Regions from separate parts of the Homo sapiens genome. Here regions 1 and 3 are each linked to region 2. The links are chromatin loops, found by intact Hi-C in ENCODE. Cell type or tissue: PC-3. All regions are shown on one strand. Region 1 has its middle 120 kb from the start of CACNA1A. Region 2 overlaps LOC105372284 (a long non-coding RNA gene). Region 3 has its middle 91 kb from the start of CACNA1A.

Evidence for each region. Hi-C counts contacts between places; a loop is a spot of excess contacts. Peaks named below come from ENCODE experiments on the same cell type or tissue, not always from the same donor. Only the 100,000 strongest peaks of a DNase experiment are listed, where the experiment ranks them.
Region 1: it touches region 2 in a loop (6-fold over the local background); 7 of 110 quality-filtered maps call a loop at or near these places.
Region 3: a loop joins it to region 2, with 17 times the contacts of the local background. A loop is called at or near these places in 97 of 110 quality-filtered maps.

The regions. Positions count from the first base shown.
Region 1 is chr19:13,618,082-13,626,081 of GRCh38, forward strand. No RefSeq gene overlaps it. Among named protein-coding and RNA genes, the nearest start is that of CACNA1A, 120 kb to the left of the region's middle. RefSeq lists an enhancer at 3,313-4,034. In PC-3, a CTCF peak has its summit at 3,455 (motif pointing right); a DNase peak (open chromatin) is centred at 3,560; H3K27ac peaks cover 591 bases; H3K27me3 peaks cover 178 bases.
Region 2 is chr19:13,714,846-13,722,845 of GRCh38, forward strand. LOC105372284 (a long non-coding RNA gene) reads right to left here. Exons shown (of 7, transcript XR_001754028.1): 2 at 2,331-2,394. Among named protein-coding and RNA genes, the nearest start is that of YJU2B, 29 kb to the right of the region's middle. In PC-3, CTCF peaks have their summits at 2,754, 4,072 (motif pointing left) and 6,588; DNase peaks (open chromatin) are centred at 2,696, 4,066 and 6,606; H3K4me3 peaks cover 797 bases; H3K27ac peaks cover 1,441 bases.
Region 3 is chr19:13,593,927-13,601,926 of GRCh38, forward strand. No RefSeq gene overlaps it. Among named protein-coding and RNA genes, the nearest start is that of CACNA1A, 91 kb to the left of the region's middle. RefSeq lists an enhancer at 3,769-4,063. In PC-3, a CTCF peak has its summit at 3,911 (motif pointing right); a DNase peak (open chromatin) is centred at 3,915.

The DNA of each region.
Region 1 (8,000 bases), 97 kb before region 2:
AGAGAAATATCCCCATCTTTGCAACCAGACTGCTTGGGCTTGGATTCAGGATCAGCTGCCTCCTGCTATGTGACCTTGGGTAAATCGCTCCACCTCTCTGGGCCAGTTTCCTCATCTGTAAAATGGGGATAATAAAAACACATCCTTCACAGTGTCATTGTGAGGATGAAATAACTTAATTCTATGCAGCATGCCCAGGACAGTGTCCCACACATGGTAAGCCCCAATATGAGTGTTTGCTACTGTTATTACTGTGTTTACAATGATAGTTTCATTCTCTGTTGAATCCTCAAAGCCTAGCACAGTGCCTGGCCAACAGGAAGAACTCAATAAATAATTGCTGAAAGGCAGATTGCCAGGTGCGGTGGCTCACCTCTGTAATCCCAGCAATTTGGGAGGCTGAAGCCAGAGGATTGCTTGAGGCCAGGAGTTTAAGACCAGCCTGGGCGACATAGGGAGACCCCCTATCTCAACAACAACAACAAAATAATAAATTAGCCAGGTGCAGTGGTACACACCTGTAGTCCCAGCTACGAGGGAGACCGAAGTAGAAGGTTCACTTGAGCCCTGGAGGTTGAGGCTGCAGTGAGCTATGATCAAGCCATTGCATTCCAGCCTGGGTGACAGAGCCAGACAAAGAAAGACAGAGACAGAGAGAGAGAGAGAGAGAGAGAGAGAAGGAAGGAGGGAAGAAGAAAGAAAGATGGAAGAAAGAGAGAGAAGGAGGAGGGAAGGATGAAAGAAAGAAATAAAAAGAAAGGAAAGAAGGAAGGAAGGAAGGAAAGGAGGGAGGGAGGAAGGAGAAGGGAGGGAGGGAAGGAAGGGAGGGAGGGAGGGAGGGACGGAAGGAAGGAAGGAAGGAAGGAAGGAAGGAAGGAAAGAAGGAAGGAAGGAAGGTAGGAAGGTAGGAAGGAAAGGAGGGAGGGAGGAAGGAGAAGGGAGGGAGGAAGGAGAAGGGAGGGAGGGAGGGAAGGGAGGGAGGGAAGGAAGGGAGGGAGGGAGGGACGGAAGAAAGGAAGGAAGGAAGGAAGGAAGGAAGGAAGGAAGGGAAGGAAGGGAAGGAAGGGAAGGAAGGAAGGAAGAAGGTGGATCAATTATTCCTCTTGTCCAAGCAAGGCAAAACCAGTGGCATCAGGTCAATACTGAAACTGAACCAAATACCTGGACACTTAGCACCATGTGTCATCCCCTGTCCACCTTCTCTCTCTCTCTCTCTCTCTCTCTCTCTGTCTCTCTCACAAACTTGCTTGACTTCATCAGCATTGGAGAACTAAAAGGAAACAGTACAGAGTACCAGGAAAAAAATAAAACTCCTCCCACAGGGACTGTATTTCTCTAATGTTTCTCCCACAAACTAAACCATGCATCTGTTCTCTTAAGTCATTCTTGGGCAGGAGTGGGTGGGTAATGTTGCTTTTATTCTATCTCCTTGAATTTTTTTCCTGATTAGGTATTCTTGACTCCTCAATATTGAGCAACTGGTAGGTGTTTCACCATGTCCCTCATTTATCCTGCCTCTTTGGCCAGACAGTGTCTGTGTGTGTCATCAACATATTAACATGTTAAAGCAATAATTCATTATGGAGGTCATTTTCTGGCTTTTTTTTTTTTTAGATACAGGGTCTTGCTCTGTTGCCCAGGCTGGGGTGCAGTGACACAATCAGAACTCCCTGCAACCTCTAACTCCTGGGCTCAAGCGATCCTCCCACCTCAGCCTCCCGAGAGCTGGGACCACAGACATTGGCCACCATGCCTGGCTAATTTTAAAATTTTTTATAGAAACGAGATCTTGCTCTGTTGCCCAGGCTAGTTTTAAACTCCCAAACTCAAGCAATCCTCCCACCTTGGCCTCCCAAAGCTCTGGGATTACAGGCGTGAGCCACCGTGCCCAGCCCTCAGTGGTCATTTTGAATTCTGATATGCTTTGTTTGTTCAACAAATATTTATTAACTACCAACTGTGTACCACTGTGATCCAATTATCATTCATCTTGGGATCTTAAGACTCTAGAGAAATCACCTAAAAACTGCCTCCCGGCCAGGCACCATAACTCACGCCTATAATCCCAATACTTTGGGAGGCCAAGGCAGGCGGATCACCTGAGGTCAGGAGTCCGAGACCAGCCTGGCCAACATGATGAAACCCTGTCTCTACCAAAAATATAAAAAATGAGCTGGGTGTGGTGGCATGCACCTGTACTCAGCTACTCAGGAGGCTGAGGCAGGAGAATCACTTGAATTCAGGAGGTGGAGGTTGCAGTGAGCCGAGTTCACGCCACTGTACTCCAGCCTGGGCAACAGAGCGAGACTCCGTCTCAAAAACAAAACAAAACCTGCCTCCCCTTGGGGGGTCAAAAGAAAATGTAGTGTTGGTTTTGCTGGAGAGAAAAATAACTGTACACCAAAAGTTGTAGTCCCTTTGGGGAAAAAAAGTGAGTAGCCCTTGAGTTGAGTCCTGAAAAAAGATGTTTGAAGATGGTGTCTGCCTACCATCTTCAAGATTTTGGTGTTGGTAGCTAAGAATTAATGTATGAGTTAGTAGGGTCCATACTAACTAGTAGGGTTCTGTTACTCATGTCTGACCAGGACGATTTCATGGAGGGTAAGACAAGTGGTACAGGAAGAAGAAAGAAATGTGAACTAAAAAAGAAATCAGAGACCGGGCATGGTGGCTCACGCCTGTAATCCCAGTACTTTGGGAGGCTGAGGCGGGTGGATTGCTTGAGCCCAGGAGTTCAAGACCAGCCTGGGCAACACGGCAAAACCTCATCTCTACAAAAATACATAAAAAATTAGCTGAGTGTGGTGGCGCACGCCTGTGGTACCAGCTACTCGAGAGGCTGATGTGGGAGGATCACCTGAGCCCTGGAGGTTGAGGTTATAGTGAGCCGAGATCGGGCTACTGCACTCCAGCCTGGGCGTTGAGTGAGACCCTGTCTCAATCAATCAGTCAATCAATCAAATAGTTAAAATGGTATGCTCTATGTGTTTTTTTACCATAATTTAAAAAGAAATTGGCTGGGTGTGTTAGCTCACACCTGTAATCCAAGCACTTTGGGAGGCCGAGGTGGGTGGATCACCCGAGGTCAGGAGTTCAAGACCAGCCTGGCCAAGATGGTGAAACCCCGTCTCTGCTAAAAATACAAAAATTAGCCAGGCATGGTGGCGGGTGCCTGTAATCCCAGCTACTTGGAAAGTTGAGGCAGAAGAATGGCTTGAACCTAGGAGACGGAGGTTGCAGTAAGTCAAGATTGCACCACTGCACTCCGGCCTAGGTGACAGAATAAGACTCTGTCTCAAAAATAAATAAATAAAAAATAAAAATAAATCAAACACATGCTCTGGAGAGTAATTTGAAAGTAGCCAACATTTAGTGAGCACGTACTAGGTGCCTGCCACTGGGTATCACCTGTGGCTGGGCTTCTCAGCAATGCTAAGACACAGACGCCATCGTCATCCTTGCAGTCAGCAGGGGGCACTGAGGCACAGAGGGCTGAGTGGCTCCCCTGGGTCACACGCCAATGAGTATGTGGCCTCCAGGGCTTCTCAGATGCTGACTGGCTCATGACTCACCCAGCCTCAAGTTCAAATGCAGATTCTAACTCAGCAGGGCTGAGTGGAGCCTGGGACTGGCCAAGACCTGCACTTTGAGGGGAGGATTTCTTCCCCGGAGGCTAAGTCAGTCCTCCCTCGTCCACTGGACAAACTTGGCCTATAAGGGGGTGGAAAATGCTTACCCAGAGCGTTCGTCTGTCTGTCACTGTGGAGACAGCTAGGGTTGAAGGATCCTGGAATAGAAGCTCCCTCATTTGCCCTGGGCCCAGAGGGCCCTCTGGTCCTATGCCCTAACATTTTAAATAATAATAATAATAAATGAAACCCTCTGCCAGAGCTTTTGATGTCCACGAGTTTTACAGGTCATTTGCTCAGTAATTTCACTCAGTGTCAAATCCACCCTCTCCCTCCTGACCCCTGTAATGATCTTCTGTTTTCTTTTTGGGGAGGCTGCATTGAATTGAACCCATCTTATGTGGAGGGAAAGTGGCATTTGCACCGAGTGACTTTTTTTTTTTTTTTTGAGACGGAGTCTCGCTCTGTCGCCCCAGCTGGAGTGTGATGGCATGATCTCGGCTCACTGCCACCTCCGCCTCCCGGGTTCAAGCAATTCTCCTGCCTCAGTCTCCTGAGTAACTGGGACTACATGCGCCTGCCACCACGCCCGGCAAATGTTTTGCATTTTTAGTAGAGATGGGGTTTCACCATGTTAGCCAGGATGGTCTCGGTCTCCTGACCTCAAGTGATCCGTCCACCTCGGCCTCCCAAACTGCTGGGATTACAGGCATGAGTCACTGCGCCCGGCCACCGAGTGACATCTTGATACATCTCCTGAGATCTCTGTGTCTTGGAGGAAAATGGAGTATCCACACAGGGATAAACTCAGCCTCTTAGACTTCTGTAGTTGGGGAGACTTCCTGCAGCCTGGTATTGGGGTGTTGAGGATGGACTAGGGGTCACATGGGTAAGGGGAGGTCTGTGTCAGCTGTAAGCACCTGAGATCCCTGCAAGCAACTGAAGGCTATCCCTGAAAGAGCAGGTGCAGGACACGGCAAGGCTGCCCTAGAGTCACTGTCTCTGAACAGGACAGGAGCCCTGAGCCAGGGATACCTAGAGAATATTCCTCCACAGCACCTAGGGCTTTGAGGAGAAGGAGGAGAGAGAGAAGCTTCCCTCTTGTTGGTTCAGCCTCTGGGAAGGTGCTCTGACCTCCTGTTGACATTCTAAATTGGCTCCTTCTCCTGGGTCAGTCTCTCAGGAGCCTCTAAGGAAGGAGCCTGGAGCAATCAACATGATCCCCATGCCCTGCCGTCCCCAGCAGCGTCTGTTGTACGAAGCTGTTAGCTTCAAAGGAAGGAGAGGGGAGAAGAGGAATTCTGCTGCCAGTTTTTCCCACTTATTGAGAAACAAAAGCCACCCAGACAACTCGGTTCAAAATTAAAGAAAAAAGGCGGAAGGGGCAAGGGGGGAATGGCTTAGAGGGGGTGTCCAGCTCTTTCTCTGCTTTTCCTTCAAGTGGGGCAAGAGAGGGAAGAATATTAAATATTAAAAGGAAGAAGTGGTTTCCTAAGACGATGTAATTATTCCCAACAGCCTAAACTCCATCTGCCATTTATCTCTCTTTTCCCAACACATTCACGCCGCGTCGATCACAGCAAACAAGGCCCAGGCACACAGGCGTCGGGAACTTTTGTTCGGGGTCCCCAAAGCCATGGGCAATTGGGGGGTGGGGAGCGGTGAGGGGATATTTCATAATTCTAAATGTTGTCACTTGTTCAAAGCAGCACGAGACTTAAAATGTGGACTTGAATGAGGGGGGGTGGGGAAGATATAAAAAAGTAGAATTTGACTTAGGTCAGAAATTCTCATTCTTGGGAAAACGTCACATGTTCAGGGCAGATGGCAAAGACATCGGTTGCTGGGAGGGGGGTTGCCAAGGGCAATTGAATGAAAATGGATTTTTAAGAAAGAAACAGGAATACGCTGGAAATGAAGAGTCTGCCCCCCTTCTTCCCAGCAAGAGAAACTGTTCAGAAAAGGGAAGAGGTTCTTAAGGCAGAAGCAAGTGAAATCTGGAAATAAGCTGCCCGCCCGCAAAGAAAAACTCTTCATAGAGGGAGCAGGGGAAGATCTTTGTATTTCTACCTTTGCAGATGGAGGTAATTTGCAGCAAGGAAAGAAAGATTAAACTCCCTGCAGGACTTTGCCTCCAGCGTCCCCCGCTCTCAGAAGCCCCACTCACCTGTATCGCATCAGCGCTGGGGCTCAGGCGACGCGGCTAGTGGTCAGCACTGCGAGTCCTCCAGGGGTCCCGAGGGTCCCATCTCGTCAGCACCCAGGGGTCCGAGCTATCTGAAGTCCATGCATCCATGGCCCACCCAGTGGAAAGAAGAAGGGTGGCCCAGAGACAGGAGGGAGAAAAGTGGGTGCCAAGAAGAGCAGTTTTCTGAGCAGAGGGCTCCCCACAAAAGCAGACACTGAACGGGGTTGCTGTATCAGCTGCCAAGGGAAAAAAAAAAAGAGGAGGAGGAGGTTTCCCTGATGCTGGGAGGAGGGAAAGGAGGACCGATCGTTCTCAGCTGCTGATCATCTTTAGCTAAGTGCTACACGGGGACCCAGCCTGGGGAGATCAATCCAGGCAAGGCAGAAGCTGAGAACAAGCCAGGCCACTGCTCCTCAGGGGGAAAAATAATTCACGATTTCTTGCTCTCTTCTCTATGCCCCTTAACACCGCACTGGGACCTCCCAGCACAGGGCAAAACTGTTGTCTCAAAAAGGAGACTTTTTCCCCCCGTTCGGGCTTCCCTTAAAGAGCAGAGGAACGGTGGTAAGAAGAGTATTCTCTCTCTTCCACTGGTTCCTGTCGGGGGTCCGGGGAGGGGGCGTGTAGAATAGGCATCAGGCAGCAGGGATATGGAATCGTGTTATAATTTAACCATCTCCACTCCGCCACATTGCAACCTAAATTATTTATGCTCTTAGAAAAATGATAATTAGAGGACAGCTGCTAGCCTCCTCTCTGAGTCTGTCGTGTTCATTCTGGAAACAGCTTCCCAGTACCCTGATCTCCTCCCTTAGGCAGAGGGGTTGTATTATTAAAGAAGAAAGGCAGGAAAAGGAAAGTTGAGTCCTTTCATGCAAAACACCAATCCATTACAACTTGGTAAGTTTGTTTGCAATCTGTGTAGACTTATGCTCTCAAAACTAGGGTAATCCCATGTCTCTTTTCAAAGGGGCCTCCTGTTAAAGATAGGGGTTTTGTTTTTCCTATAAGAAGCATCAAGAGGCCGGTGCGGTGGCTCATGCCCGTAATCCCAACACTTTGGGAGGCCAAGGCGGGTGGATCACCTGAGGTCAGGAGTTTGAGACCAGCTTGGCCAACATGGCAAAACCCTGTCTCTACTAAAAATACAAAAATTAGCCAGGTGCCTGTAATCCCAGCTACTCAGGAGGCTGAGGCAGGAGAATCGCTTGAACCTGGGAGGCGGAGGCTGCAGTTAGCTGAGATTGTGCCATTGCACTCCAACCTGGGCAACAAGAGAGAAACTCTGTCTCATTTAAAAAAAAAAAAAAAAAAAGAAGAAGCAGCAGCAGCATCAAGGGCACAGAGAATCTCCGTATTTTTCCCAAGGCTGAGCCAAAATGGGGAGAATCTACCTCATTAAGAACAAAGCAGCATTTAGACAGGTGGGGAAAATCGAACCTGACTGGGTGTCAGGGGATTTTAAAGAATTCATGTGAGTTTTGTAAGGACTGTTGGTGGTATTTGGTTATGGTGTTCTTTAAAAGTGTTTGTCTGTTAGAGATGCATATGGAAGTATTTATGGATAAGGTGATATGATACCTGGATTTGCTTTTTTAAAAACTCCAGGAAACAGCACCACATAAATAAAATATGGCATAGCTATGCAATGGAATATTATTCAGCCATGAAACGGAATGAAGCACTGATCCGTGCTGCAACGTGGATGAACCCCAAAAACATGATGTTGAGTGAAAGAAGGCAGACACAAAAGACCACATGGTGTAGGATTCCATTTATGCAAATTGTCCAGAGTAGGCAGATCCATAGAGATGGAAATCAGGTGAGTGATTGGCAGGGGCAGGTGGAGAGGGAATGTGGAGTGATTGCTGTCAGGGATGGGGTTTCCTTTCGGGGTCATGAAAATGTTCTGGAACTAGATAAAGGTGATGGTTTTCACAACATCGTGAATGTGCTATGGAATTGCATTTTATTTTATTATTTATTTATTTACTTATTTATTTATTTTTGAGACAGAGTCTTGCTCTGTCGCCCAGGCTGGAGTGCAGTGGGGCAATCTTAGCTCAATGCAACCTCCGCCTCCTGGGTTCAAGCAATTCTCCTGCCTCAGCCTCCCGAGTAGCTGGGATTACAGGCGCCCTCCCCCATGCCCGGCTAATTTTTGTATTTTTAGTAGAGACGAG
Region 2 (8,000 bases):
GCATGAACGACATAGCCCATAGTTCAGTGTGGCTGGCCCATACAGTGAGCATGACTTGTGTCAAAAAATGAGAATGAAGATGTAGTCCAGATCTGATTCAAGCCTGTCTAAAGAGGGAGATGATCTGATTAGATTTGCACCTCAGGAAGATCCATCTGTAGTATGTGGAGGATTGGAAGAGAGATATGATGCAAAAATTCCAGTTAAGAGGCCATGAAAGGGCCGGGCACTGTGGCTCACACCTATAATACTAGCACTTTCGAGGGTTGAGGCAGGCAGACCACTTGAGGTCAGGAGTTTGAGACAAGCCTGGCCAACATGGTGAAACCCCAACTCTACTAAAAATACAGAAAAAACTAGCCGGGCGTGGTGGCGGGTGCCTGTAATCCCAGCACTTTGGGAGGCCAAGGCGGGTGGATCACGAGGTCAGGAGATTGAGACCATCCTGGCTAACACGGTGAAACCCCGTCGCTACTAAAAATACAAAAAAAAATAGCCGGGCATGATGGCGGGCGCCTGTAGTCCCAGCTACTCGGAAGGGTGAGGCAGGAGAATGGTGTGAACCCGGGAGGCAGAGCTTGCAGTGAGCTGAGATCACGCCAGTGCACTCCAGCCTGGGCAACAGAGCGAGACTCCGTCTCAAAAAAAAAAAAATACAAAAATTATCTGGGTGTGGTGGTGCACACTTGTAGTCCCAGCTACTTGGGAGGCTGAGGCAGGAGAATTGCTTGAACCTGAGAGGCAGAGGTTGCAGTGAGGTGAGATCGTGCCACTGCACTCCAGCCTGGGCAACAAAGTGAGACCTTGTCTCAAAAAAAAAAAAAAAAAAAAAAAGAGGCCATGAAAGCATTGATAAAGACTCTCTTTTTCTTTCTTTCTTTTTTTTTGGGAAACAAGGTCTCACTCTGTCACCCAGGCTAGAGTGCAGCAGTGATCACAGCGCTCACTGTAACCTCGACCACCAGAGCTGAAGCGATCCTCTTGGCTCAGCCTCTTGAGTAGCTGGGACCACAGGCATGCACTACTATGCCCGCCTAATTTTTTTATTTTTATTTTTATTTTTGGTAGAGATGGGGGTCTCTCTATTTTTCCCAGGCTGGTCTTGAACTCCTAGGGCTCAAGCAAGCTTCACACTAGCCTCCCCAAGTGCTAGGACTGCAGGCATGAGCCACCCATGACTCCTCTTTTCAACTAGGCATCATTCTTGGATCCTGTCCTTAGCCTGCTTCTGTCAGTCTTGGCAAAGAATCCTGCTAAATTATACCCCAATCCTTAATATTTTATCACCCTGGCCAGCCTTCAGCAAGAATCCTTAAGTTAGCATCTTAATCCATTTGGGCTACTCTAACAAAATAACATAGATTGAGTGGCTTAAAAGCAACAGAAATTCATTTCCCACAATTCTAGTGGCTGGGAAGTCCAAGAGCAAGGCACCAGCGCATTCAGTGCCTGCTGAGAATCTGCTTCTTGGTTCATAGATGACCATTTTTTCATTGTGCCCCCACATGGTGGAAGGGTTGAGGGACCTCTCTGGGATCTGTTTGATAGAGGCATTAATCCCATTCCTGAGGGCTCCAGTCCCATAACTTTATCACCTCCCAAAGGCCCTGCCTCCAACACCATCACATTGAGGATTAGGTTTCAATACATGAATTTGGGCCTGGCACAGTAGCTCACGCCTGTAATCTCAGCATTTTGGGAGGCCACGGCAGGTGGATCACCTGAGGTCAAGAGTCCAAGACCAGCCTGGCCAACATGGCAAAAACCTGTCTCTACTAAAACTACAAAAATTAGCTAGGCGTGGTGACATGGGCCTGTAATTCCAGCTACTTGGGAGGCTGAGGCAGGAGAATCACTTGAACCCGGAAAGCGGAAGTTGCAGTAAGCTGAGAATCATGCCACTGCACTCCAGCCTGGGCAACAGGGCGAGACTCCATAAAATTAAAAAAAAAAAAACCAAAAACATGAATTTGAAGGAGACACAAACATTGTCTACAACAATGGTTTGGCAAGAATCCCCCTATCTGCCGAGTGCAGTGGCTCATGCCTGTAATCCCAACACTTTAGGAGGGAAAAGCAGGAAGATTGCTGGAGGCCAGGAGTTCAAGAGCAGCCTGGGCAACATAGTAAGACCCTGTCTCTATTAAAAATAAAAAAGAATCCCCCTATGCTTGATGTTTCCTCTTAGTCATTTTTCACCCACTAAACCCTTCACTCTGCTCATCGGCTGTAAATGCCAATCTGTCTTTGCTGTTTTGGAAACTGAGCTCATTTCTCTGCTGAAGTCTCTTTTCCCCTATTACAATAGTACCGAATAAAACTGTCTTTACCACTTTTAACCGGTGTCCAGCTCTGTCTCTTCGACAGCATCCAGATGAGTCACAAAGACCTGAACTAAAGCATTAGCAGTTAGGATCCATCAAGCATTTCTTTAGGATTTATTGTTTTAAGTCCTCAGATTTTGTCTAAGGCAATGGGAATGTAGCAAGCAGTAAACACAACAGGCAAAAATCCCTGCCCTGGGCCGGGTGAGGTGGCTAACGCCTGTAGAAGTGGCAGAAGTTCCATGCACCCAGACTGCCTCCCACCTCAAGTATCAGCCACAGCAACTCATTTTTCTGCCTCGGAGCTTTTTTGCAGCTATTGAAGGCTGTCTGCGTGCAGATGCTGCCAGAAGTTAGGAAGAGATAAAGCCCCGAGGAGGTAACGCTCAACCAGTGCAGAGTCAATAAATGAATGTGTCACTCCCCACCCTCATCCGCTTGGGGGACTATTCTGACTTTTTTTCTGCACCATTTACTTGCAGGAGTAGCTCAATAATGCACTCTTCATTGGCTTTTCCTCCTAACCTGTCTGCCTCTTCCAATATCCCTGTTACTGCTTCCTGAAACCATTTTCCAAATAAACTATCAGAAAAGCAAAATGAAGACGCAATCGAAGAGAACACTTGGGGCTGGGCGCAGTGGCTCACGCCTGTAATCCCAGCACTTTGGGAGGCCGAGGCAGGCAGATCACAAGGTCAGGAGTTCAAGACCAGCCTGGCCAACATGGTGAAATCCCATCTCTACTAAAAATACAAAAATTAGCCAGGCATGGTGGTGCACGCTTGTAATCCTAGCTACTCAGGAGGCTGAGGCAGGAGAATTGCTTGAACCCAGGAGGCGGAGGTTGCAGTGAGCCAAGATCACACCACTGCACTCCAGCCTGGGGGACAGGGCGAAACTCCATCTCAGAAAAAGGAAAAAAAAAAAAAGAGAACACTTGGAAAGACCAGGAGTGGACATGATGTCAAATAAAAGCAGACAGCCCAAGAATAACAGAGTGAAACAGAGGCGGAGGAAAAAAAGAATTGAGACTTAGGGGAAAGCCATTTCCCATCGTTAACTACTTTCAGGGCAAAAGGAGAAGTAATTGGAGAAGTGATTGGTTTAGTGATTTTTCTAAAAATAGTTTCTGTGTTAATTAAAATTTACAGAGAAAGCAAATCAATGTGTTCCCCTTTATCTCTGCCTAATTTCTGTCCTCCCAACTCATGAGTGGGGCTATTGAAGACATTAAAGAGAACAAAGTTGCTAAGGACATGAAAACCCATGGGAAAACATCCTTACATGAGTGAATGCCTAGAGAGCCAGCCAGTCCCACCTGTATCCATTCTAAGGCAAAGACTAAACATACAATTTATCCTCTAAAAAAATCCAGGTGGGATCAGGTGTGGTGGCTCACGCCTGTAATCCCAACACTTTGGGAGACCAAGGTGGGGAGGATTACTTGAGGCCAGGAGTTCAAGGCCAGCCTGGGCAGCATAGCAAGACCTCATCTCTACAAAAAATAAAAATAATTAGCCGGACATGGTGGTACACACCTGAAGTCCCGGCTGTTCGGGAGGCTGAGGCAGAAGAATTGCTTGAACCCGGGAGGTGGAGGTTGCAGTGAGCCGAGATTGTGCCACTGCACTTCCAGCCTGGGCAACAGAGCAAAACTCTGTCTCAAAAATAAATAAATAAAAGGCTCCTCTTGAGGCAACGCCTAAAACCTAGATGTAATGACGGAGCTCTTGTGCCCTCCCGTGGGCATCATGCCTCAGATCGGGAGAGCAGCTCTAAGCGCTCTCTGGGGAGAAGCTTGTCAGACACAAGCATGCATCTGTCAATGGAATTCCAGGCACCGAGGCCAACATTAGCATGCAAGCGAAATGCTGAAGGATGTTATGCTAAATGCAAAAGCCAGGCACAGAAAGACCAATTCCACATGCTCTCACTCCTCTATGAGATCTAAAAAAGTTGAACTCAAAGATGCAGAGAGAAGAATGATGATTACCAGGGGCTGAATGGGGAGTGGTGGGAAGTGGAGAGATTTTTGTCTAAGAGTGTAAGTTGCAGTTAGACAGGAGGAATACTTTTTTTCTTTCTGCAAGTTATGGTGTACATGAGAAATGTTTTACATGTATATAATGCATAGTGATTAAATCAGGGTATTTAGGGTATCCATCACCTAAGTCTCTCACTGTCATGCAGGCTGGAGTGCAGTGGTGCGATCTGGGCTCACTGCAACCTCCGCCTCCCAGGTTCAAGCAATTCTAATGCCTCAGCCTCCCAAGTAGCTGGGACTACAAGCACGTGCCACCACACCTGGCTAATTTTTGTATTTTTACTCGTGACAGGTATTTTTAGTAGCGACAGGGTTTCACCATGTTGGCCGGGCTGGTTTCCAACTCCTGACCTCAAGTGATCCGCCCCTCCGGCCTCCCAAAGTGCTGGGGTTACAGGCGTGAGCCACCGTGTCTGGCTGAGAAGGAATACTTTTTTTATTTGTGCAAATTATGGTGTACTGAGACATTTTTTATGTGTATATAATGCATAGTGATTAAATCAGGGTATTTAGGGTATCCAGGGTATCTGTCACCTAAGTACAATACATTTTTTTAAGTATAGTCATTCTACTCTGCTATCAAACATGGAATATGGCCGGGCACCGTGGATCGTGCCTGTAACCATAGCAGGCAAGGATTACTTTGCCTTTCACCTTTGGGAAGCCAAAGCATAAAAATTACTTGAGTCCAGGAGTTCGAGACCAGCCTAGACAACACAGCCGACAACCTTTTTTATTTTTTTGAGACGGAGTCTCACTCTGTCGCCCAGGCTGGAGTGCGGTGGCACTATCTCAGCTCACTGCAGCCTCCGCCTCCCAAGTTCAAGCAATTCCCCAGCCTCAGCCTCCTGAGTAGTTGAGATTACAGGCATGTACCACCACACCCAGCTAATTTTTGTATTTTTGGTACAGATAGGGTTTCACCATGTTGGCCAGGCTGGTCTCGAACTCCTGACCTCAGGTGATCCACCCGCCTCGGCCTCCCAAAGTGCTAGGATTACAGACGTGAGCCACCACGCCCAGCCTTCTTTTTTCCCTCTTCTATCAAATGAAACTACCTTAAGTGCAAGGGCAAGTGATTCCATCCTGGTAGCCTTACCATCTGGTCTAATGCCTGACACAAAATAAATGACCATCCATGAACAAATCGATGAGCGATTCAATTAATTGTTTACCCAGCTCAGGCCTAAATGGGAAGAGGAGGAAAGCAAAGTAGAATAATATGAGGGCACAGCAAAGGATGCCCCTACAAAACCATGCGTAGAACACCTCCCCAGAAACCCCCATACTATAGGGGTTCTGGCTATGGCCTTCAACACAAGTTTACCAACAACAGGTTTCCTTTGGGGATAATGAAAATATTCTGAAACTAAATAGAGGTGGTTAGCCGCCTGTGATCTCAGCTACTTGGGAGGCCAAGGCGGGAGGATCACTGGAGCCCAAGAATTTGAGATCAGCCTAGGCACCATAGTGAGAACTTGTCTCATTTTGTGTGTGTGTGTGTGGTTTTTTGTTTTTAAATGTTGTGGCGGTTGCATAACATTGCAAATGTACTGCCACTGAACTGTTCTTTTTAAACTTTTTCTTTTTTTTTGAGATGGAGTTTTGCTCTTCTTGCCCAGTCCTGCCTCAGCCTCCCAAGTAGCTGGGATTACAGGCACCCGCCACTACGCCCAGCTAATTTTTTGTATTTTTAGTAGAGACAGGGTTTCACCATATTGGCCAGGCTGGTCTCGAACTCCTGACCTCAGGTGATCCGCCCACCTCAGCCTCCCACAGTGCTGAGATTACAGGCGTGAGCCACCGCGCCCAACCTAAAACTTAATTTTATGTTTTGTGAATTTCAGTTCAACTTTGTTTGTTTATTGAGACAGAGTCTCTCTCTGTCACCCAGGCTGGAGTGCAGTAGCATGATCTCGGCTCACAACAGCCTCAAACTCCTGGGCCCAAGCCATCCTCCCACCTCAGCCTCCCGAGCAGCCAGGATTACAGGCACGCACCTCCACTCCCAGCTAATATTTTGTATTTTTTTGTAGAGACGAGGTCTCACTGTGTTTTCCAGGCTGGTATCGAACTCCTAGTCTCAGGTGATCCTACCGCCTTGGCCTCCCAAAGTGTTGAAATTACAGAAAACAGCCACCCTGCCTGGCTCAATTTAAAAAAGAAAAAAACTGATATACAAATTTGAAAAGTTTTGCTAAAAAGGAAAAACAAAGGCTCCCTCTGGCTGCAGTGTGGAGAATAGACTGCCCCATGAGGCGAAGTGGATTGTGATGGTCATGAGGAAGCTGGAGGGTGTACCTCAGTTCTCGAACTTCAGTTATTATACTTTCCTTAGTTCTATGACTTATGAAATATTTCTCAGCCGGGCGTGGTGGCTCAAGCCTGTAATCCCAGCACTTTGGGAGGCCGAGGCAGGTGGATCATGAGGTCAGGAGTTCGAGACTATCCTGGCCAACATGGTGAAACCCCATCTCTACTAAAAATACAAAAATTAGCTGGGCATGGTGGCACACACCTATAGTCCCAGCTACTCGGGAGGCTGAGGCAGGGGAATCGCTTGAACCTGGGAGGGGGAGGTTGCAGTGAGCCGAGATCACGCCACTGCACCCCAGCCTGGCAACAGAGCTAGACTCTGTCTCAAAAAAAAAAAAAAAAGAAATATTTCTCTCCTTTTTTTGAGAAAAGATCTCACTCTGCCACCCAGGCTGGAGTGCAGTGGTGCAATCATAGTTCACTGCAGCCTCTACCTCCCAGGCTCAAGTGATCCTCCTGCCTCAGCCTCCCAAGTTGCTGGGACCACAGTTGTGTGCCCTCACGCCTGGCTAATTTTTTTTTTTTTTTCAGAGACAGGGTTTCGCTATGTTGCCCAGGCTGGTCTCATACGCCTGGGCTCGAGCGATCCTCCCCCCTTGGCCTCCCAAAGTGTTGAGATTACAGGCATGAGCCACCCTGCCCTGTCCTATTTATGAAATATTTCTTGAGGGACATAGAATATTTGGTCTCAGTGCCAGCAGGCCTGCTGAATTTCCCGAGTCTTGGGAAATGCCAAGAAATAAAGGTACTATCACCAGGCAAGCTGGAGTGGTGAGCGACTTGATAGTCTCAGAATGATATCGCCAGCTGTTGGAAATCTTGTAGAACTGGCTAACACCCACTGAACAGTTGCTACGTACCAAGCACTGCATTAATGCACTTAATCCTGACAATAGCCCTGTGGGCTGATGGGCCAGGGTTTTGTTTTTGTTCTTGTTGTTGTTTTGAGATGGAGTCTCGCTCTCTCACCCAGGCTGGAGTGCAACGGTGTGATCTCAGCTCACTGCAGCCTCCACCTCCCAGGTTCAAGCAATTCTCCTTCTTCAGTCTCTGGAGTAGCTGGGATTACAGGCATGCACTACCACCCCCGGCTAATTTTTGTATTTTTAGTAGAAATGGGGTTTCACCATGTTGACCAGGCTGGTCTCGAACTCCTGACCTCAGGTGATCCGCCCGCCTTGGCCTCCCAAAGTGCTGGGATGACAGGCGTGAGCCACCGTGCCCGGCCTAATGGGCTGTTTTATCACCGCCTCACTGTAGCAGTCCCTCTGGTGCCGCAAGTCCCCTCTCTGCATCTGCAGGAGACAGTTCCCTGT
Region 3 (8,000 bases), 120 kb before region 2:
GATAAAGTGGACACGTGGCTTTAAAAGATTCCTGCCTAGAAAGCAAATATTGAGACCGGACGCAGTGGCTCACACCTGTAATCCCAACACATTGGGAGGCCAAGGTGGGCGGATCACTTGAGGCCAGGAGTTCAAGACCAGCCTAGCCAACATGGTGAAACCCCGTCTCTGCTAAAAATACAAAATTAGCTGGGCGTGGTGGCAGGTGCCTGTAATCTCAGCTACTTGGGAGGCTGAGGCAGAAGGATCACTTGAACCCGGGAGGCAGAGGTTGCAGTAAGCTGAGATCACGCCACTGTACTCCAGTCTGGGTGACAAAGCAAGACTCTGTCTCAAAAAAAAAAAAAAAAAAAAGAGAGAGAGAGAGAAAGAGGATTGAAGAAGATAGTAACAGAAGCAGAAATGAGCAAAGAGACCAAAGTCTGTCAGTCATGAGAAGTAATCACGGTGGTGATCTAATTCAATCGCTATCAGAAGGTGGCCAGAAAACATTCAGAATTCTCATGAAGACAATCGGTGAGGTGAAATCACGTAAGCCTCACTGTGGCATGTACCGTGCCTGGGTGGGGTTCCTACTGGTGGACAAAACCACCACAGTTATAAAAATAAAGCTTCCAAACAGCAATGAAGAATGGAAGATGCTTAGGAGATGCAGTAGCTTACATGTATAATCCCAGTGATTTGGGAGGCTGAGACAGGAGGATCACTTGAGGCCAGGAGTTTGAGACCAGCCTGGGCAACATAGTGAGAACTTGTCTCTACAAAAATAAAAAATTAGCCAGGTGTGGTGGTACACTCCTGTAGTCCTAGCTACTGGGGAGGCTAAGAAGGGAGGATCACATGAGCCCAGGGGTTCAAGGCTTCGCTGAGCTATGATTGCCCCCACTGGACTCCAGCCTGGGTAACAGAGGAAGATCCTGTCTCTAAATAATAATAACAATAACAATAATAATAATAGGAGACATTCTACAGGATGATTTATCTGGTTTATTCTCAGAGTCAATAGGGTAGAAAATAGGGGATCAGAAAGAGACTGCTGTAGACTAAGTAAGACATAGAAGACATGACTACCAGAAAATTAAATATAGAATTATCATATGATCCAGCAACCCTGCTTCTAGGAATATATCTCCAAGAATGGAAAGCAGGGTCTCCAAGAGTTATTTGTACACCTATGTTCATAGTAGCATTATTCTCAATAGCCCGAAAATAGAAGCAACCCAAGTGTTCATGGATGGATGGATGGATGGATGGATGGATGGATGGATGGATGGATGGATGGGTGGGTGGATGGATGGGTGAGTTGGTGGATGGATGGATGGGTGGGTGGATGGATGGATGGATGGGTGGGTGGATGGATGGGTGGACGGGTGGATGGATGGATGGATGGATGGATGGATGGATGGATGGATGGGTGAGTAGGTGGATGGATATGTGGGTGGATGGCTGGATGGATGGATGGGTGGATGGGTGGATGGATGGGTGGATGGGTGGATGGATGGGTGAGTGGGTGGATGGATATGTGGGTGGGTGGATGGATATGTGGGTGGGTGGATGGATGGGTGGATGGATGGATGGATGGATGGACGGATGGATGGATGGATGGATAGATGGATAGATGGGTGGATGGATGGATGGATGGATGGATGGATGGATGGATGGATGGATAGATGGACGGACAAAATGTGGTCTATTCATACAATGGAATATTATTCAGCTTTAAAAACTAAGAAAATTCTGACACATGCTACAACATGGATAAACCTGGAGGACATTATGCTTAGTGAAATAAGCTAGACACAAGAGGACAAATGCTGTATGTTTCTACTTATATGAGGTCCCCAGAGTCATCAGATTCATGAGACAGAAAGTGGAATGATGGGTGCCAGGGGCTGGGGAGTGAGTGTTTCATGGAGACAGAGTTTCAGTTTGGAGTGATGAAAAAGTTCTGGAGATCAGCCGGGCATGGTGGCTCATGCCTGTAATCTTGGCACTTTGGGAGCTGAGCGGGGCTGACCACTTGAGGTCAGGAGTTCGATACCAGCCTGTCCAACATGGCCAAATCCCATCTCTACTAAAAATACAAAAATTAGCTGGGCGTGGTAGCAGGCGCCTATAATCCCAGCTACTCGGGAGGCTGAGGCAGGAGAATCCCTTGAATCCGTGAGATGGAGGTTGCAGTGAGCCAAGATCATGCCACTGCACTCCAGCCTGGAAGACAGAGCGAGACTCTGTCTCAAAACAAACAAAACGTTCTGGAGATGGATGGTGGTGACGGTTGCACAACAATGCGAATCTACTTAATGCCACTGAACTGTATGCTTAAAAATGGTTAAAATGGTCAATTTTACGTTGTGTGTATTTTACCACAATAAAAAGAGAGAGAAACGATGAAATGCAACACACAAGCCTTCTTGATTCAAAAAACTCAACTGTAAAAAGATGAGCAAGGAAATCTGAATGTGGACCAGAAATTAGATATAAAAATCATGATTAATATTGTCAGTGTGATGTGATTAAGATGTGTCTGTGTGCTTTAGAGATGTAGTCTGAAGTTTGCAAAAATCACATAAGGTCAGGGATTTACTTTTAAACATCTCAGAAAGAGGATATGGATTTATGATGTGAGTCTGGCACAATCCTGATAATTATTAAATTTTAATGGATACGAAAGTCTCACTGACCTCTTTTTCCTACTTTTAGTGTATTGGAACATCTTCAGAATAAAAAGCTCTCACAGAGCACGGTATTCAAAAAGCGAAGGCAAACTTCTAAAACATAAGGGTAGAAGCGTGTTGTACTATTAAATCAAACTATTAAGCCATTTGGAAATATATATATCTTGTTGATGTCTCATCCTTTTCACGTTTTTATTTTTATGTGTATTTTACAGTGCATATAACACATTTAGCAAAATATTTTTATAAATTATATATAACTAAAAATGCATGGGCCGTGGCTACGCATTTCAGCTATGAGTGTGCTCAAAAATTGTTTTGCTGGCTGGGGTAGGAGTTCAGAAGTTTGGAGATCATGGCTATAAGGACGCTTTGGGCCAGGCATGGTGACTCATGCCTGTAATCCCAGCAATTTGGGAGGCCAAGGCAAGAGGGTCGCTTGAGCCCACGAGTTCGAGACCAACCTGAGCAACATAGCAAGATCCCATCTTTACCAAAAAAAATTGTTTTTAATTAGCTGGGCATGGTGTCATGCACCTGTAGTCCCAGCTACTTGCAAGGCTGAGGTGGGAGGATCGTTTGAACCCAGGAGGCAGAGGTTGCAGTGAGCCGTGATAGGGCCACTGCACTCCAGCCTGGGTGACAGAGCAAGACCCTGCCTCCAAAATTAATTAATTAATTAAAATTTGTAAAAATGAAAATAAATTAAAGAAACTTTTATGGGTTCTAGAAACCAAGGCAGACGTTAAAGGGAATAGGTGCTTTTCCTGGTTATTTATGGAATGATGGATGGGTGGATGGACAGATTGGTATATAAGATGATAGGTGGGTGGATGGACGGAAGAATGAATGGAAGAATGGATGGAAGAATGGATGGATGAATGGGTGAATGGAAGAATGGGTGAGTGGGTGGGTGGGTTGGGTGGATGGATAGATGTGTGGACAGGTGGGTGAATGGGAAGTTGGTTGGATGGCTGGAAAATGGATGGATGGGAGAAAGAACAGGGAGGTGGATGAATGGATTGATGGGTAGAAAGATGGATGGGTGATGGACGGATGGATGGATGGATGCATGCACAATTAGAAGTTTAAATGGGTGGGTGGTGGGTGGGTGAGTGGACAGATGAGTGGATGGAGGGGAGGTTAAGAGGAACCCAGTTTTGTGGCAGGTGGTGGGGAAGTCACAACATGCCTTCCTAAATGATGCTCAAACACGCCAGTAGATGTCAGACTAACCTCAGGAAACCACCTCGGGGCCAAGCTTGCACCACCCTGGCCCCATCCTGAAGTTCTTTGATTCAAAATGAGCAAAGGCTCATTTTAATAAAACAGTTTGCATTGCACCCTGTATTTACACACTCCCTCACCAGCACCCTCCCAACTCAAATGGCATTTATAACCCCACTTCCTCTCCTGCAAATGGAAAAATGGGGCCAGGGTGGGTGTCTGGTGAAGGGTGCTTCCCACAGGGTCAGGTCGGGAGCATCAAGAGGGTAAGAGAGTAAATTTTGGGGTCCCCTAAATTGATTAGTATCCATATCAGCCTCAGCTCCAATCAAAATAATATTTATATTCTCATCCCACACTCCTGATGTCTGCTCAGGAATCCACCCTAGGCCTGTGCCTTTGCCAAAAAAAAAAAAAAACTTTTGAGGAAAAGGAAAGTAAAGGGGAAGGGGAAAGGGAAAGAGAAAAGAAGAGAGGGAAGGGAAGGGAAGGGACCCTGTCTCAAAAGGAAAGAAAGAAAAGAGAAAGAAATAAAAAGAAAGAAAGAAAGAGAGAGGAAGGAAGGAAGGAAAAAAGAAAAGAAGGAAGGAAGGAAAAAAGAAAAGGAAGGAAGGAGAGACCCTGTCAAAAAGGAAGGAAGGAAGGAAAGGAAGGAAGGAAGAAAGGAAAGAAGGAAAAAAGGAAGGAAGGAGGAGAGAGAGAAGAGAGACACTGTCTTAAAAGGAAATGAAAGAAAAGAGGGAAAGGAGAGAGGGAGGGAAAGAAAGAGGAAGGAAGGAAGGGAGGGAGGGAGGGAGGGAAGGAAGGAAGGGAGGGAGGGAGGGAGGGAGGGAAGGAGGGAGGAAGGAAAGAAAAAACCCAGTAGCTCCCCCACTGTGTGGAAAAGGATGCGTAGGGGCCGGCCTGAGACTGAACCTTCACACAAACCACCTTCAACCCTCGAACAGCCAAGACCCCAGCTCAGGAAAGCCATTCATCCAACATTGCCCAGCAGCAACTACATGACAGAGCCAGTTCCACCCCCAGTGTCTCCCACCAGAAGACCCACTTTTGGGGTCACTGACAAAGAGAAAGGGGGACCCAGAACCAGACTCAACTGAAGCCACCACGTACTCCCAGCCCTATCTAGGTCCCTCTCTGCCTTCACACACTTCTGTCTTCAGCCCTGAAACCCGCAGATTTCAACTCAACACTGGAAGTAGAAATGGGATTCCCACGTTTTTCCCCAGAAAGCAGCATTTCTCAGCCATCTCAACAGAAATATTTGCTGGCTGAGCGCAGTGGCTCACGCCTGTAATTCTAGCACTTTGGGAGGCCAAGGCGGGTGGATCATTTGAGGTCAGGAGTTTGAGACCAGCCTGACCAATATGATGAAACCCCGTCTCTACTAAAAATACAAAAATTAGCCAGGCATAGTGGCGTGTGCCTGTGGTCCCAGCTACTTGGGAGGCTGAGGCAGAAGAATCTCTTGAACCCAGGAGGCGGACTTTGCAGTGAGCCGAGATTGGGCCACTGCACTCCAGCCTGGGTGACAGAGCAAGATTCAGTCTCAAAAAAAAAAAACAAAAAAAAAAACCAGAAAGAAAGAAAGAAAGATTTGCCAACCCATCAGAGTGGACACTCACAATCCTGGGAGCCTGGTCCTGGCTGCCCCATCCATGGTTAATCTCTGTTGCCTCAGCCTGGGGCAGCTCAGGGATTCACAGAGCCGGATGGGGGTGTCCGGGGGGCATAAGGCAACCAGTATTGATCAGTTAGCAGGGAAGGATTTTGAGATTTCAGAAGCCAGCACAGCCTTATCAATATGTTCCAGCTGCATGAATTTGCTCCCCGAAAAAGCTCGCCAAAAACATCCTAACCCCCAAGGGATCCCCGGTACAGCCGCACCGCCCCCCGATCACCACCACCCAGGCATACTCACTCCCATTCTTTCCTCCTGGCCTGGGGGGTGCTGTGGATTTTGTGGGCCTGGTGGGCCAAGATGACATCTCGGTGATCCACCACGCCGCCCCGCCGCCTCAGAGGGGGGCCCTCGAAGCAGATGCTGAGCCGGGGAGGCCGAGTGTCCTGCAGGGCGCTGGGCGTGCCCCGAGCTGCGGTTGTGCAGGGCGTCATAGTAACTGGGGCGCGAGAGCATGGAGTCGGGGACCCAGGAAGACTTCAACATCCACGGGCCTCGCTCAGAAATCCCAGGGTCTTCTCCCTCCAGCACAGTGAGGGGGAAACTAGAAGAAGAAAGAGGAGACAGAGAGGGCCAGTGTGAGGGAGAGGCAGACAGAGCTCACAGAGGGCAAGGAGAAGGGAACTCAGAAGACAAGGAGAGGCCGCCCCACCCTCCTTCGCAGAAAGTCAAAATACACCCCAGCCCAGGCTGGCCGGGATTTAGTAGTTCCTTGGCAACTCAGGGCCCAGAAAGCCAGTTCTTAGGAGCTGCCCGGCAACATATGTGCCCCATGGAGCAAAACACTATGAGGCTGTGCCGCGGGCACTCGCTCCACCTCCCAGGTGCCGGCCACAGAGGGCGGGATGCTGGATTTCTCAGCATCTCTATGTCTCCTTCTGCAAAATGAGCCACCATGGGCCTGGGGGTTGGCTCTCCCTCAGTCCCTTGGTCCTGTGAGCTCTGGAAAGCTGAAAGGGTGAGTTCAAGAGGCAGTTTTAAACGCACGTGGAAGGCTGGGTGCAGTGGCTCCCCCAGGTAATCCTAGCACTTTGGGAGGCAGAGGTAGCCAGATCACCTGAGGTGAGGGGTTCGAGACCAGCCTGGCCAACATGGTGAAGCCCTGTCTCTACTAAAAATACAAAAATTTAGCCGAGCATGATGGCCCATGCCTGTAATCCACATGCCTGTAATCCCAGCTGCTCAGGAGGCTGAGGCAGGAGAATCGCTTGAACCCAGGAGGCAGAGGTTGCAGTGAGCCGAGGTCCCACCACTGCACTCCAGCCTGGGTGACAGTGAGACTCTGTCTCCAAAAAATAAATAAATAAATAAATAAATCCACATGTGAGTGGCCACCTGTCCAGCCACACTGCTTCTCACCAGGTTCTCTGTTTTTTTAACTTCATTTTTATTTTTTTTTAGAGATGGGGTCTTGCTATATTGCCCAGGCTGGTCTGGAACTGCTGGGCTCTAGCAATCCTCCTGCCTCAGCCTCCCTCTTGAGTAGCTGGAATGACAGGTGCACGCCACCACACCAGGTTACGGCTCTTTGGTTTGTTTGTTTGTTTGTTTGTTTGAGATGGAGTCTTACTCTGTTGCCCAGGCTGGAGTTGTGGTGTGATCTTGGCTCACTGCAACCTCCACCTCCCGGGTTCAAGCAATGCTCCTGAGTAGCTGGGACTACAGGCGTGCGCCACCACGCCCAGCTAACTTTTGAATTTTTAGTAGAGACGGGGTTTCACCATGTTTCATGTTTCACCATGTTGGCCAAGCTGGTCTTGAACTCCTGATCTCAAGTGACCGGCCCGCCTCTGCCTCCCAAAGTGCTGGGATTACAGGCATGAGCCACCGTGCCTGGCCAACAGCTGGTTTTTGGAAAGAGAAAAGAGACAGGGTTTCCTCCACTCACACATTTATCAGGTGGACACTCAACACACCAAAGGACCTTGAAGCCCCAAGATTTTTATCTCCAATCACTTAATCATTCAACAAACTCTGAGCGACCACCCAATTTGTGCCTGGCCCTGTGCTAGGTCCTGGGGACGCAGCCATGAATAAGACTGGCAAATGTCCCCACCCTCATGGAGAAGGCATTCTAGGAGGGAGACAGACAAGGAACAAAATAAGTGGGTACATTATATAGAGATTAGGAGTTGAAAAGTGCTGGGAAGGGCCAAAGGACCAGGTGTGGTGGCTCATGCCTGTAATCCTAGCACTTTGGCGGTCAGATTGCCTGAGCCTAGGAGTTTGAGGCCAGCCTGGGCAACATAGTGAGACCCCATCTCTACTAAAAATACAAAAATTAGCCAGGCATGGTGGTGCATGCCTGTAGTTCTAACTACTTGGGAGGCTGAGGTGGGAGGATCACTTGAGACTGGGAGGCAGAGGTTGCAGTGAGCCAAGATTGTGCCACTGCACTCTAGCCTGGGTGACAA